Linked DNA regions of Homo sapiens: region 1 is linked to region 2. A link is a loop called in an ENCODE intact Hi-C map of the cell type or tissue named here. Cell type or tissue: HCT116. All regions are shown on one strand. Links, peaks and the distances in the headings refer to the core of each region. The heading gives the core; the rest is flanking DNA.

Region 1 (11,184 bases), core at 2,717-7,716, 63 kb after region 2:
CTCAAAAAAAAAAAAAAAAAAAAAAAAGAAGCCAGGCACGGTGGCTCGGTGGCTCACGCCCATAATCCCAGCACTTTGGGAGGCTGAGGTGGGTGGATCACCAGAGGTCGGGAGTTCGAGACCAGCCTGACCAACATGGAGAAACCCCGTCTCTACTAAAAACAGAAAAAATTAGCTGGGCGTGGTGACGCATGCCTGTAATCCCAGCTATTTGGGAGGCTAAGGCAGGAGAATTGCTTGAACCTGGGGGGGCAGAGGCTGCGGTGAGCCGAGATCATGCCACTGCACTTCAGCCTGTGCAACAAGAGCGAAACTCCATCTCAAAAAAAAAAAAAAAAAAAAAGAGAGAAAATATGCAGAATTTGGGCAAAAAATTTGTAACACAGAATTGACAATAACCATTCAGGTGCCAAATTTTTAATCTGCCAAACAAACTACTATATTGGCAACTATTCACTTAGTGCCAATTTAGTTATCTCCAACATGTATATTTTGTTAGTAGAGGCCAGGGGTTGGCTAGGATATCCTGATTTCTGGCCTTGAATGATAAACTTAGTTTCTCTGGCACAGGTAAAATATTTCCATAAGAGAAAGCCCAGCTGGGCACGGTGGCTCACGCCTGTAATCCCAACACTTTGGGAGGCCGAGGAAGATGGAATGAGGTCAGGAGATCAAGACCATCCTGGCCAATATGGTGAAACCCCATCTCCACTAAAAATACAAAAAAATCAGCCAGGCATGGCGGCGCGTGCCTGTAGTCCCAGCTACTCAGGAGGCTGAGGCAGGAGAATTGCTTGAACCCGGGAGGCAGAGGCTGCAGTGAGCCAAGATCCCGCCACTGCACTCCAGCCTGGGTGGCAGAGCAAGACTCCATCTCAAAAAAAAAAAAAAAAAAAAAAGAATACCCAATTATTGTACCAACCACTACACACTCATAATCATAAATAGTAGTCACACACATAAACTTATAATTCATTTTAATTAATTATCCACAAACGGAGAGGATCAAAATATGAAATATCTACAAAAGTCCACTGCTCTCAAGTATCCAGTGTAAAGGGAGGGGACAGGGAATGAAATAAATTTTGGGCCTAGAGAAACTTCTGTATAATAACAAATTTTCAAAACCAGCTAGACCACACTAATGTGAAAGACAACTAATTTTTTTTTTTTTTTTTTTTTGAGACGGAGCCTCGCTCTGTCACCCAGGCTGGAGTGCGTGGCGCGATCTCGGCTCACTGCAAGCTCCGCCTCCCGGGTTCACACCATTCTCCTGCCTCAGCCTCCCGAGTAGCTGGGACTACAGGCACCCGCCACCACGCCCGGCTAATTTTTTGTATTTTTAGTAGAGGCGGGGTTTCACTGGGTTAGCCAGGATGGTCTCGATCTCCTGACCTCATGATCTGCCCGCCTCTGCCTCCCAAAGTGCTGGGATTACAGGCGTGAGCCACCGCGCCCAGCCTTTTTTTTTTTTTTTTTTTTTTTTTTTGAGACAGAGTCTTGCTCTGTTGCCCAGGCTGGAGTGCAGTGGCGCAATCTCAGCTCACTGCAAGCTCCGCCTCCCAGATTCACGCCATTCTCCTGCCTCAGGCTCCTGAGCAGCTGGGACTACAGGCTCCCGCCACCACGCCCAGCTAATTTTTTGTATTTTAGTAGAGATGGGGTTTCACCGTGTTAGCCAGGATGGTCTCGATCTCCTGACCTCGTGATCCGCCCGCCTCGGCCTCCCAGAGTGCTGGGATTACAGGTGTGAGCCACCGTGCCCGGCCAAGACAATTGATTTTTAAATCACTGAACATGGACTAATTTCTTCACCTTCTGCAGCAGTCCACACCCCAGGCCAGGTTAAAAATCCACTAAGTTGGCCGGGCATGGTGGCTCATGCCTATAATCCCAGCCCTTTGGGAGGCCAAGGGAAGGGGATCACCTGAGGTCAGGAGTTCGAGACCAGCCTGGCCAACATGGCAAAACCCCATCTCTACTAAAAATACAAAAATTAGTTGGGCGTGATGGCACACACCTGTAGTCCCAGCTACCCAGGAGGCTGAGGCAAGGAGACTCGCTTGAACCCGGCAGGGGCACAGGGTGGAGGCTGCAGTGAGTCGAGATCACACCACTTCACTCCAGCCTGGGAGAAAGAGCGAAACTCCATCTCAAAAAAATAAAAATAAAAAATAAAATAAATCCACTAAGTTTCTAATATGTAACCTACACAAATACTCTGGGCTTATCGTAAAATTTTGTAACTAAAGCAACTAAGCAACTTGCATGTTTTGTGTTATGTGATTCCAACTGTTAGGAAACTGATCCAATATCAGTCATAAATATAGGTTTCTACAGATAAGAATTTTGTCGCCGGGCACAGTGGCTCACGCCTGTAATCCCAGCTCTTTAGGAGGCCAAGGCGGGCAGATCACGAGGTCAGGAGGTCGAGACCACAGTAAAACCCTGTCTCTACTAAAAATACAAAAAATTAGCTGGGTGCAGTGGCGGGCACCTGTAGTCCCAGCTACTTGGGAGGCTGAAGCAGGAGAATGGCGTGAACCCGGAAGGCAGAGCTTGCAGTGAGGCGAGATCGTGCCACTGCACTCCAGCCTGGGCGACAGAGCGAGACTCCATCTCAAAAAAAAAAAAGAATTTTGTCAATATTTTAAAATGCCCACAAGATACCACCTAATGCCACAATTTAAACGTATTGCTCTAATTCATGGATTTCAAAAACATTAATATATGCTTTTTACTTCTTACCAATGTTAATTCCTCTTTTACCCTTCCAAACATGTCAATTAGTACAATTTAAAAGTCCAATCATCCTTTAATAAAACCTGTTGGAATTCACTATTGTGTCATCTTTGTGTTGCCATCTAGCCTGAAAAGAATTTCTGGAAAAAAAGTGTTTTGAAAAGTTCATGCTACTTAAAAAATTTATTTATTTTTTATTTATTTCCTTGCATCAAATTAACAAGTCCCTGCTAATATCTAGTATATTACCATATGCTCACTCAATGGCACAAACCAGTCTTCCACAAAAGTAGAAAAGAGGTAAGGAGAAACATGTCACTGCTTGTTGTTCTATCCCGATACTTAAATCAAACTCACTTCTTTAATAAGTAATCATTTAAAAATCTGTACTTTTTTCTAGACTTTTCCCAAAATATGTTTGCCTCCAAAAATTATGAATCCATTTTGGCAACTAATAGGGTAAAGAAACAAATGTTTTTTTTAATGTTAGTCTTTTCACATAATGCGAACTCATTCATCACTAGGTTCTCTTTCCCAAAGGTTTGCCAAGTCACAAGACACACTACTGTTTACAATCCCTCCCATCTGCCCCTTGCCAATATATATCAAACACTCTAGTCACTTGGCTTAAGCCACAGTTTCCCAAATAACCTTCTCAAATTCTAATTTAGACCCAAGATGCATTCGTTCTGATTCATATTCTTAATGGAAAAATTTTAAATCACCTGATTTTCACTAAGTTCTGCCTTTTGATGCTGCCAAATCCTAGAGCCCTCTTGCTTTCACACCAGTGCTCCAAATGTGACAGCTATAGTTATCTATCACAGATAAGTATAGATAACTATACTTTTAAATTCTGTACTTTTAGACATATTTTTAATCTGAGTACCGTACCCTCTTGGTTTTTCAAAGACAACTACCAACATTCAATTCATTCGAGCACCAGTCTTCACTTCATTTCATTACTATATACACCATGTTCTTTAAGGTGGGAGCCTACTGATTTCCCCCGACCCCAGACTGCAGTAGGAAGAGAAATGAAACAAAATATATTTACTAACATTCTATTTACAGATAACTATCAAACAGTTCCCATTTTTATTACAGGCTTCCTATTACATAGTATCATAAATGCCTATTGTGCAGGATGTTTGTCGGGCATCTATACTGATGGTCTCCAAAATCAAACAATACTTCAGATAATGCTGCGGGAGGAGGGAGTGGAGTATGATTCACCAAAAACTGCAGTGAAGAGTAATGGAATATTTTCACCGGTGGTATGTTATAACTAATAGCTTCTTTCTTTCCTTTTTTTTTTTTTTTTTTTTTTTGAGACGGAGTCTCACTCTGTCGCCCAGGCTGGAATGCAGGAATGCAGTGGCGCGATCTCGACTCTGCAACCTCTGCCCCCCGGGTTCAAGTGATTCTCCTGCCTTAGCCCCCGAGTAGCTGAGATTACAGGGGCCCGCCACCACGCCCCGCTAATTTTTGTATTTTTAGTAGAGACGGGGGTTTCACCATGTTGGTCAGGCTGGTCCCGAACTCCTGACCTCAAGTGCGCCCGCCTCAGCCTCCCAAAGTGCTGGGATTACAGGCATGAGCCACCGCGCCCAGCCAGCTTCTTGGGAGAGGAAGGTACTGCTAAGCAACCATCACGGTAGCAATAAATCCACCAGCTTCGAAGGCCGCAAAGCTAGGAAGATAGGTGGAAAAGCGGAGATGGGGTCCTCCCGCAGCTTCTCTGGAGGTTAAGAGAGAACAAAGTCACTGCTGCACTGTCACTTGAGGGAAAGGGGGAGGGGGCGGATCATCTTGGAAACCCAGCCCCTGGGCTGGAGCAGGCGGGGAGAAGTCAGCGAGGCTGCCTGGGATTAACATTCTCGTTCTCACCCTCTCCCCCCCCTTCTAGAAGCTCCCCTCGTCGCTCCAACGCGGCGGCCAGAGTCCCAAATGACCACCCCCTCCAATCTATCACCCGAGAGGTGTAGAGAGAAACCAAAGAAAGAACTGAGTCAGGTGGTTGAGGCAGAGCGGGGACTCCCATGACCTCTCCGTCCTCCCCCAACACCCTCCAGCCTCCCCCGGAACACTATCAAGCCCAGAAGGGTCCGGGGCGGGGGGGAAAGCCCCACACAGGTGTGCTCGCCGGGGAGGGGCGCAATGGCCGGGCCGCCGGCTCCCCAGAGCTCCCGCAGCGCGGCCCCAGCCCGAGCCCCAGCCTCAGCTCCGGCCACGGTCCCTGCCCCGGCCCCAGCCCCAGCCCCAGCCCCAGCCCCAACAGAGCAAGGCAGAGCACGCCGAACCCGGCGCCCTGCGGCCGCCCAGCCCCGACCCGAGGCCCGCCCGCCCTCCCGGCCGGGCCCTGAGTCCAGCCCGCGGGCGCGGCCTAACTGCTCGCCCCGCAGCTTGCCCCGGGGCCCGAGGGTCGCTGTACCTGGGCGGCGGCCTCCAGCTTGCCCTCGAAGGTGAAGTCCAGCAAGTCGGGCTTGAGGCAAAGGCTGTAGTTGATGGGGGAGACATCGGCAGGCAGCCGCTCGAAGGGCCTCTTCTCCGGCATCGCGGCGAGGCCCAGGCTGTGGAGGCGGCGGCGAGAGGAGCGGCTGAAGACGAGAAGGAGGAGGGGAGGAGGCGGAGGGCCGAGGAAGAGCAGGCGGCGAGCGAGGGAGGGGGCGGCAGCTGCCAGCCACATCCACCGAGCGCGGGCGACCGCCGGAGGAGAGCGACCGGGGGAGCCTGGGGGGCGGGGGAGAGACCCAGCCGGAGCGCTAGGGGCTGGGAAGGAGGCGGTGCGGGCGGACTGGCGGGCGGGCTGCCTACGGGGAAGGGGGCGGAGGGGAGGGAAGGGGAGGAGGGCCCGCAAGGAGGGAGGGAGAGGGGGAAGTGGTGGCGGCGGCTGCGTGCGCGGCCCCGCCGGCCGGGCGCGCCCCCGTGGAGTGCGCGCGCACGCCTGGGCAGAGGGCGGAGCGGCGAGGACGAGGGCGCGGCCGGCGGGGCGGGAGGGCGTCGGGTTGCTCGCGCGAGCGCAGGGCTGGAGGCGGGCGCTGCACCTGTCGGCGCCGCTCAGGACTGGGGGCGGCCTTCCAACTGGAAGGAGCCGGGAAGGGCTTGATCAGAGGAAGGAAAGGCATAAGGGGCCCTCGGGAAATTGAAGCCTACGCAGTTGGTCAGTTCAGCCAGGGTCGCATGCATAAAATACCAGTTACAAGCAAAACCCCAAACTGGATTCTGCCTCCAGGTCAGCGAAAAGCCCTGACTTGAGGCTCTCTGGCCTTAGTTCCTGTTAAGTAGCAAATTCAAAGGATGATTTGAAAGTTTTGTTATAAAACCTTTAATAGCCGGGCGCAGTGTCTCACGCCTGTAATCCCAGCACTTCGGGAGGCCGAGGCGGGCGGATCACGAGGTCAAGGAGATCGAGACCATCCTGGCTAACATGGTGAAACCCCGTCTCTACTAAAAGTACAAAAAATTAGCCGGGCGTGGTGGCGGGCGCCTGTAGTCCCAGCTACTCAGGAGGCTGAGGCAGGAGAATGGCGTGAACCCGGGAGGCGGAGCTTGCAGTGAGCCGAGATCACACCACTGCACTCCAGCCTGGGCGACAGAGCAAGACTCCGTCTCAAAAAAAAAAAAAAAAAAAAAAACCTTTAATAATCTAGGTTACTTCAACCAATGAGATTTGGACTTTTGAGGGAGTGATTTCAAAAACTGTATTTTTGTTTCCATGATTTAATGTTTAAAATGGGATGTTTCGGGCGGTCGCGGTGGCTCACGCCTGTAATCCCAGCAATTTGGGAGGCCGAGGCGGGCGGATCACAAGGTTAGGAGTTCAAGACCAGCCTGGCCAATATGGTGAAACCCCGTCTCTACTAAAAATACAAAAAAAAAAAAAATAGCCGGGCTTGGTGGCGGGCGCCTGTTGTCCCAGCTATTCGGGAGGCTGAGGTAGGAGAATCGCTTGAACCCTGGAGGTGGAGGTTGCAGTGAGCCGAGATTGCGCCACTGCACTCCAGCCTGGGCGACAGAGTGAGACTCTGTCTCAAAATAAATAAATAAATAAATAAATAAATAAATAAAATGGGATGTTTCACCTTTTCCCCATTTTCATCTTTGTTTCTTTTTAAACTAAAAGATCCTTCAGCAATCATGGCCTCTTTAATGGTGAACTATCTGTGGCTCTCTCAGTTCTGTAGATACCTTGCAAATTGAGGAGGTATATATACAAATGCATATATATATATATATATATATATATATAATGTAACTGAAATTATCTTTAAAAAGGGGGGCCAGGGCCAGGTACGGTGGCTCACACCTGTAATCCCAGCACTTTGGGAGGCTGAGGCAGGTGGATCACGAGGTCAGGAGTTCGAGACCAGCCTGGCCAATATGGTGAAACCCTATCTCTACTAAAAATACAAAAATTAGCCTGGCATAGTGTCATGTGCCTGTAGTCCCAGCTACTAGGGAGGCTGAGACAGGAGAATCGCTTGAACCCGGGAGGCGGAGGTTGCAGCGAGCCAAGATCACGCCACTACACTCCAGCCTGGGCGACAACGAGACTCTGTCTCAAAAAAAAAAAAAAAAAAGTGGGCCCAGGTGTGGTGACGTGTGCCTATGATCCCAGCTACTCGGGAGGCTGAGACGGGAGGATCACTTGAGCCCAGGAGGTGGATGGAGGCTGCAGTGAGCTGTAATGGTGCCACTGCACTCCAGATGACAGAGTGAGGCCCTGTCTCTAAAAAAATAAAAATGAAATAACAATTTTAAAAATGTTATTTAAAGTGTCAAAGGCAAGGAGATTTATCCATAATCTTCATATTTCTTTATAGAAATTTCTCAGATAGAACCCAGTAATTTCCAAAACTGAATGTAGTATGTTGTAATGGACCAGTACTGTCCAGCAGAAACATACTATGAACCACTAGGTAGTATTAAATCTTATAGTAGCCACATCACAAAAAAGTAAAAAGGAAACAAATGAAAACACATCTTATTTAACCCAACATATCCAAAATATTATCATTTCAACATGTAATCAATATAAAAAATATTAATGAGGCCGGGCACGGTGGCTCACGCCTGTAATCCCAGCACTTTGGGAGGCCAAGGCAGGTGAATAACCTGAGGTCAGGAGTTCAAGACCAGCCTGACCAACATGGTGAAATCCCGTCTCTACTAAAAATACAAAAATTAGCCAGGCATGGTGGCGCATGCCTGTAATCCTAGCCAGCTACTCTGGAGGCTGAGGCAGAAGAATCACTTGAACCCAGAAGGCGGAGGTTGCAGTGAGCTGAGATCACAGCACTGCACTTCAGCCTGGGCAAAAAGAGTGAAACTCCGTCTCAAAAAAAAAAAAATTAATGAGATATTTTACTTATTTTGTTCACACCAACTTTGAAATCCAGCATGTATTTTACATTTATAGCACATCTAAATTCTGACTATCCACATTTCACGTGATCAGTAGTCACGTGTGGTTAGTGGCTCTTGTACTGGGCAGCACAGTTTTGGACTCTGGGCCTGGCCTCTTAGCCTCTGAATCCTACATACTTTTCAGAAAGGCAGATTGAAAAGCTGCAATCCTTTCAAACTAAGGTGTGAGATGGGGCCTTTTCTTATATATATGTAGTTCTATGACCACTTACTGGTCAGAGAAATAATAATTTAAATAACATATAATAATTTTTTTTTTGAGCTGGAGTCTCCTCTGTCACCCAGGCTGGAGTGCAGTGGCGTGATCTAAGCTCACTGCAACCTCCACCTCATGGGTTCAAGCAATTCTCCTGCCCCAGCCTCCTCAGTAGCTGGGATTACAGGCGCCCACCACCATGCCCGACTAATTTTTGTATTTTTAGTACAGATGGAGTTTCACCATGTTAGCCAGGCTGGTCTCAAACTCCTTACCTCAGGTGATCTGCCCACCTAGGCCTCCCAAAGGGCTGAGATTACAGACATGAACCACTGTGCCCAGCCCATATAATAATAATTTAATTAACTGTAATTGAATGTTTTTCGAGTGCTTACTAAACACTTTTTTTTTTTTTGAGATGGAGTTTCGATCTTGTTGCCCAGGCTGGATTGCAATGGCATGATATTGGCTCCTGCAACCTCTGCCCCCCGGGTTCAAGCGACTCTCCTGCCCCAGCCTCCTAAGTAGCTGGGATTATAGGTGCCCGCCACCATGCCCGGCTAATTTTTGTATTTTTAGTTTTATTTGTTTGTTTGTTTTGTTTTTCTTGTTTATTTTTTCTTTTTTTTCTTTTTATTTCTTTTTCTTTTTTTAATTTTTGTATTTTTAGTAGAGACTGGGTTTCACCATGTTGGCCAGGCTGGTCTCAAACTCCTGACCTCAGGTGATCCACCTGCCTAGGCCTCCCTAAGGGCTGGGATTACAGGCATGAACCACCACGCCCAGCCCATATAATAATAATTTAATTAACTGTAATTGAATGTTTATCAAGTGCTTACTAAACATTTTGTTTTTTTTCTTTTGTTTTGGGTTTTTTTTGAGATGGAGTTTCACTCTTGTTGCCCAGGCTGGAGTGCAATGGTGTGAGCTCGGCTCACTGCAACCTCCACCTCCTGGGTTCAAGCAATTCTCCTGCCTCAGCCACCCAAGTAGCTGGGATTACAGGTGCCCACCACCACACCCGTTAATTTTTTTGTATTTTTAGTAGAGATGGGATTTCACCATGTTGGCCAGGCTGGTCTCGAACTCCTGTCCTCAAGTGATCCGCCCACCTCGGCCTCCCAAAGTGCTGGGATTACAAGTGTGAGCCACTATGCCTGGCCAACACTTTTCATATATTAATTCATTTAATTATTCTCAACAACTCTGTGAGGCGGACACCATTACCCCATTTCACATTTGAGGAAACAGGCACACAGAAATTCAAGGACTTGCCTAAGGTCATACACTAATAATTGGCAGAGCCACAGTTAGGACCTAGGCATTTTTTTTTCTCTCCTGAGAATCTTGCAGCAGATTCCCTGTTGTTCTAACTCTCCAGTTTTGTTTTGTTTTGTTTTGTTTTTGAGACAGAGTCTCGCTCTGCCGCCCAGGCTGGAATGCAGTGGCGCGATCTCAGCTCACTGCAAGCTCCGCCTCCCAGGTTCAAGCCATTCTCCTTCCTCAGCCTCGCGAGTAGCTGGGACTACAGGCACCCGCCACCAAGCCCAGCTAATTTTTCGTATTTTTAGTAGAGACAGGGTTTCACCGTGTTAGCCAGGATGGTCTCGATCTCCTGACATCGTGATCCGCCCGCCTCGGCCTCCCAGAGTGCTGGGATTACAGGCGTGAGCCACCGCGCCTGGCCCTAACTCTCCAGTTGTATTTTATTATAGTTCGTCTGTTTCTCAGCTTCTCAAAATGTTATTTTCATTATGTCTGTTAAAGCAAATTTCATTCATAACCATTTAAGGCTCTCCATGAACTGTCCTTATCATTTTCCCAGACTTGTTTTTTCTTATCCTTTAACATATATTCTCCAGTCTTAACAAGCTAACCGGTTTAATGCTTGGCCCTTACAGCTTGCTCATTCTTCTCTTCTCTACCATTGCTCAGGCATTATTGCTGGAATGACCTCCTCATCTTTTTCGGCAAACCGGGGCCCCTCCCTTCCTTCAACACTCACCTTTTCCAGAAAGTCCTCATTGACTAACTCCACCCAACTCTCTTTTCCCATCAGTTCACAAGTACTGGCTTTTGCTGATTTATTTGTACTTGTTCTGACTGTTACTCTGTAATTATGTTGTTTTTGTTTTATTCTGGGTTTTTTTTGAGATGGAGTTTTGCTTTTGTTGCCCAGGCTGGAGTGCAATGGCACAATCTCAGCTCACTGCAACCTCCGCCTCCTAGGTTCAAGCGATTCTCCTGCCTCAGCCTCCTGAGTAGCTGGAATTACAGGCATGCGCCACCATGTCTGGCTAATTTTTTGTATTTTTAGTAGAGATGGGGTTTCTCCATGTTGGTCAGGCTGATCTCAAACTCCCGACCTCAGGTGATCTGCCTGCTTCGGCCTCCCAAAGTGCTAGGATTACAGGCGTGAGCCACCGCGCCTGGCCTATAATTGTGTTTAAATTTATTTTATATGTGTATCTTTGCAAGATGTACTACTAGTAAGAGCTTGTTTCCTAATTCCTTTATTACTCTCAGTACTGGACCCTGCACAAAGTACATCTCAATTATTATTGAGCTGACTAACCAATTAACCAAGAGACAATATTTTACCCAGTCTGTAGCCTTTCCTGTATGTACAAGATGTATGCCCCATAGAGAAACTACGTGAACCTAAGACTGGAGGCAACTTTCTTTTATAAAATCACAGAAAAGATTAAAAACAAAACACTAGGCTAGGCACCATGCCTCACGCCTGTAATCCCAGCACTATGGGAGGCCAAGGTGGGCGGCTCACCTGAGGTTGGGAGTTCAAGACCAGCCTGACC
Region 2 (5,327 bases), core at 1-5,000:
TCAGTGATTATGTGCTATTTGCATTTGATTCTGTTTATGTAGTGATTATAAATCAATACATTGATTTTTTTTTTTTTTTGAGACGAAGTCTCGCTCTGTTGCCCAAGCTGGAGTGCAGTGGCACAATCTCGGCTCGCTGCAACTTCCACCTCTCGAGTTCAAGCAATTCTCCTGCCTAAGTCTCCAGAGTAGCTGGGATTACAGGTGTGTGCCACCATGCTCAGCTAATTTCTGTATTTTTAGTAGAGACAGGGTTTTACTACATTGGCCGGGCTGGCCTCAAACTCCCGACCTCAAGTGATCCACCCGCCACGGCCTCCCAGAGTGTTGGGATTACAGGCGTGAGCCACCACGCCCGGCCTAATTTTTTAAAAAATGTTAAACCAACCTTGCATTTGTAGAATAAACCATATTTGGTGGTTTTAGAATTATATCAAATTTTACAGTATTTTCCCTGGAGACTAGACAAGCAAGTAACATTTTGTTTTCTCTCTTAAGCATGTATAATTTTAATGATGCAAGCTGTAAAATTACTGATAAAAGAGTAACAGGGCTGGTTTAAATGTCACTAGAAAACTTAAAGTACAGAAAAGCAAACTTGATACACTGTACTGAACTTCATTTAATACAATATCAGACAAATGGAAAGACTTTATATGTTTACCTGTTCAGCTTCCACATAAATGAGGGGAAATCCCATTTGTTTGGTCCAGGTATTCATCACAGCTGCTATAGGTTTACCACTAGCATTTTCTAAACTTTCCCAGAGATCCTCTAGAAGATAAACAATGATAATCTAAAATGTTTATATTTTTATTTTCCTAAACAAAAAAGAAATTTTATTTAACTTTTGACACTACACTGCTAATTCTTTGGTTCTTTCAGGTTCAGGAAACAGTGAGCCAAATTAACATTCCCCTTGCCACCCCTCTTCTGCAACTAAGTAAATTCTATCATAAAAACTGGTATTTTTTGAGATACGGTCTTACTTCATCACCCAGGCTAGAGTGCAGTGGCATAATCACAGCTCACTGCAGCCTCGACCTCCCAGACTCAGGTGATCTTCCCTCCTCAGCCTCCTGAGTAGCTGGGACTACAGGTGCACACCACAACACCTGGCTTTTTTTTTTTTTTTTTTTTTTTTTGAGATGGAGTCTTGCTCTGTTGCCCAGGCTGGAGTGCAGTGCCATGATCTAAGATCACTGCAACTTCTGCCTCCCAGGTTCAAGCAATTCTCCTGCTTCAGGTGCCTGAGTAGCTGGGATTACAGGCATGTGCCACCACACCCAGCTAATTTTTGTATTTTTAGTAGAGATGGAGTTTCGCCATGTTGACCAGGTTGGTCTTGAACTCCTGACCTCAGGTGATCCACTGCCTCGGCCTCCCAAAGTGCTGGGATTACAGGCATGAGCCACCGCACCTGGCCCATAATTTCTTGCAATTTTTTGTAGAGATGGGATTTCACCATGTTGCCCAGGCTGGTCTCAAAATCCCGGGCTCAAGCAATCCACCTGCCTCAGCCTCCCAAGGTGCTGGAATTACAGGTGTGAGTCATAACACCTGGCCAAAACTGGTCTTTTATTCTGAGATATACTTAATCATTCTAATTTATAAGAAAAATTACAAATTATAATAAAAGATAAACAGATGAGTTAAGGAGAAACAAAGAAATTGAAATGTGTTCAAGATCACTACTAAACAATCACTGACAAACTTAAGACCGTTATACCCATTCAATTAACCTCACTTTAAAAATATCCAGGCTGGACGCAGTGGTTCATGCCTATAATCCCAGCACTTTGGGAGGCCAAAGCGGGCGGATCACCTGAGGTCTGGAGTTCAAGACCAGTCTGACCAACATGGAGACACCCCATCTCTACTAAAAATACAAAATTAGGCTGGGTGCAGTGGCTCACACCTGCAATCCCAGCACTTTGGGAGGCCGAGGTGGGCACGTCACCTGAGGTCAGGAGTTCGAAACCAGCCTGGCCAACATGGTGAAACCCTGTCTCTACTAAAAATACAAAAATTAGCTGGGCATGGTGGCACACACCTGTAATCCCAGCTACTTGGGAGGCTGAGACAGGAGAATCACTTGAACCCAGGAGGCGGAGGTTGCAACGAAGCCAAGACTGCACCACTGCACTCCAGCCTGGGCGACAGAGCAAGACCCTGTCTTTAAAAAAAATAAAATAGGCCAGGCGCGGTGGCTCACGCCTGTAATCCCAGCACTTTGGGAGGCAGAGGCGGGCGGATCATGAGGTCAGGAGATCGAGACCATCCTGGCTAACACAGTGAAACCCTGTCTCTACTAAAAATACAAAAAATTAGCCGGGCGTGGTGGCGGGCGCCTGTAGTCCCAGCTACTCGGGAGGCTGAGGCAGGAGAATGGCCTGAACCCGGGAGGTGGAGCTTGCAGTGAGCCGAGATCGCGCCACTGCACTCCAGCCTGGGCGACAGAGCGAGACTCCGTCTCAAAAAATAACATAACATAACATAACATAACATAACATAACATAACATAACATAACATAAAATAAAATACAAAATTAGCCGGCCGTGGTGGCACATGCCTGTAATCCCAGCTACTCAGGAGGCTGAGGCAGGAGAATCACTTGAACCCGGGAGGCGGAGGTTGTGGTGAGCCAAGACTGCACCATTGCACTCCAGCCTGGGCAACAAGAGCGAAACTCTGTCTCAAAAAAAAAAAAAAAGAATTGAAAAGAATCAAAAAGTTAAAAAAATTAAAAAGTAAATTTAAAATGTTACAGTAAGCTAAGGTTAATTTATTATTCAAGAAAGAAAAATTATTTTTATAAATTCAGTGTAGCCTAAGTGTAAAGTATTTATAATATCTATAGTAGTGTATAGTAATGTCTTAGGCCTTCATATTCACTCACCACTCACTCAACTAGAACAACCTCTATAAGTTGTCCTATAAGCTGCATTCAGGTGTAGCACCTTATTTTCTTTTGAGACCGCGTTTCGCTGTTGCCCAGGCTGGAGTGCAGTGGCCCAATCACAGCTCACTGCAGCTTTGACCTCCCAGGCTCAAGTGATCCTCCTACCTCAGCCTCCCAAGTAGCTGGGACTACAGGCACATGCCACCACACCCAGCTAATTTTTGTACTTTTTATAGAAGCGAGGTTTTGGCATGGTGCCCAGGCTGGTCTCAAACTCCTGGACTCAAGCAGTCCACCTGCCCCAGCCTCCCAAAGTGCTGGGATTATAGGCATATCAGCCAGCTGGTGGAGCATCTTTAATATCATATTTTTACTGTACCTTTTCTATATTTAGAAATGTTCAGGTATACAAATACCATTGTGTTATAATTGCCTATGGTATTCAGTACAGTAACATGCTGTACAGGTATTTTGTAGCCTAGCAGCAACAGGGTATATACCATGTAGGCTAGGTGTACATAGCCTAGGACATACTGTGTAGGTTTCTGTAAGTACATTCTATGATGTTCACATATTGATGAAATTGCCTGACAACATATTTCTCAGAACATATCCCTGTTGTTAAGCAACACATGACTGTATTCCCTTTATTTTTTATTTTTTTCAGACAGGATCTTGTTCTGTTGCCCAGGCTGGAGTGCAGTGGTGCCATGATTGCTCACTGTAACCTCAAACTCCTGGGCTCAAGTGACCCTTCCCACTTCAGCCTCCTGAGTAGCTGGGACTACAGGCACATACCACCACACCCGGCTAATATTTTTGTATTTTTTGTAGAGGTGGGGTCTCGCTATGTTGCAAGCTGGTCTTGAACTGGGCTCAATCAGTCCGCACATCCTGGCCTCCCAAAGTGCTAGGATTACAGGCGTGAGCCACCACACCCGGCCCAGACTCTTTAAGTTGGCAAAATACTCAGTTATGGAAAGCAGAATGCTGGAGGATGACCAAAGGGATAACGAGTCCTGATTCATGTTGACCCTATGACTTACTGCAGGTTGAGTATCCCTTATCCAAAATGCTTGGGACCAGAAATGTTTTGAATTTCATATTTCTTTTGGATTTTGGAATATTTGCATTATACTTACTAGCTGAGCATCTATAATTGGAATATCCAAAATCTAAAATGTTCCAATGAGCATTTCCTTTGAGCATCATGTTGGCACTCAAAAAGTTTCAGATTTTGGGTGGGAATTGAACAATGAGAACACTTGAACACAGGGCGGGGAACATCACACACCAGGGCCTGTCATGGGGTAGGGGGCTGGGGGAGGGATAGCATTAGGAGAAATACCTAATGTAAATGACGAGTTAATGGGTGCAGCAAACCAACATGGCCCGCACATGTATACTGACGTAACAAACCTGCACATTGTGCACATGCACCCTAGAACTTTAATTAAAAAAAAGAAAGAAAGGAAAGAAAAAGTTTCAGATTCTGGAGCATTTCAAATTTCAGATTTTGAGATTAGAGATATTCAACCTGAACACAGCTTCAAATAAGGCTAATTTATTTATTACATGGATCCTGACCTTAAGTATTCAGAACAAAAATAAAATGTCCCAGCCTGGATAGAGTGACAATACTTTCTCTCCATTTCTATCTCAAGCTATTAGAGATTACCTGTGGCAGCATTCTTTTGTTGGAACTTGGTTAAATACATGTTCATTCCTTTCTTAAAGTCCTGAGAAAACACAATTTTTAAAATCCAGGGAAGTCAGATCTCAGAATTTATAGTATATTTGTATATCAGTAATCAAAAACAAATTTACTCAAATACTCAAGTATCAGATACACTGAAACACATATATCCTTCTGATGCCTACTGCCTTTTATTTAATAATGCGTACTCTATGCCTTCTATTCTTGCTCTTAAGTTTTGTAACAGCCTCCCATTTCCACTCCCAAACACACCTGCACATCACTCATCTAAGAGACCAGAGTAGTCAACTTCAAATAATTGAATTCTCATTCTTTTTGGTCATTAAAAAAAAATGACAAGCCAGAAACTATTTGGGAACTTAATCCAAATAAAGTGAGACTTTTTTTCATGCAAAACTCTTATGATTTCACCATAAAAGAATGAAATATTTAAAGTTTTTTTTTACCTTATCCCCAATGTAGTCATGCAGCATTCGGATGACAGATGCACCTTTGCTATATGATATAGCATCAAATATCTCATCAACCTCAGATGGATGGCCCACACTGACCTGGCAGACAGTGTGATTCAGGGTTATGACAGGAAGCAGATAGCCTGTAATACTGAATTACATAAAACGCTTTCTAGGAAAACCCTTCTAACTTACATTTTTCTGCCTTTAACTCACTCATAATGTATAACGATGGTCCTCAAAAAAATGTAGTAA

The links. A loop is a pair of places that touch in the nucleus more often than their neighbours do. Peaks named below come from ENCODE experiments on the same cell type or tissue, not always from the same donor. Only the 100,000 strongest peaks of a DNase experiment are listed, where the experiment ranks them.
Region 1: a loop joins it to region 2, with 2.8 times the contacts of the local background. A loop is called at or near these places in 3 of 110 quality-filtered maps.

Annotation. Positions count from the first base shown.
Region 1 is chr17:47,525,548-47,536,731 of GRCh38, reverse strand. NPEPPS (aminopeptidase puromycin sensitive) reads right to left here and starts at 5,624. Exons shown (of 23, transcript NM_006310.4): 1 at 5,177-5,624. The coding sequence starts at 5,431. RefSeq lists silencers at 1-74, 4,755-4,934, 4,965-5,114. In HCT116, for the core only: no CTCF peak of the experiment used is centred there; DNase peaks (open chromatin) are centred at 4,652 and 5,661; H3K4me3 peaks cover 2,247 bases; H3K27ac peaks cover 2,136 bases.
Region 2 is chr17:47,591,800-47,597,126 of GRCh38, reverse strand. NPEPPS (aminopeptidase puromycin sensitive) reads right to left here. Exons shown (of 23, transcript NM_006310.4): 11 at 5,067-5,171; 12 at 4,582-4,642; 13 at 665-774. Among named protein-coding and RNA genes, the nearest start is that of KPNB1-DT, 55 kb to the left of the region's middle. In HCT116, for the core only: no CTCF peak of the experiment used is centred there; no DNase peak of the experiment used is centred there.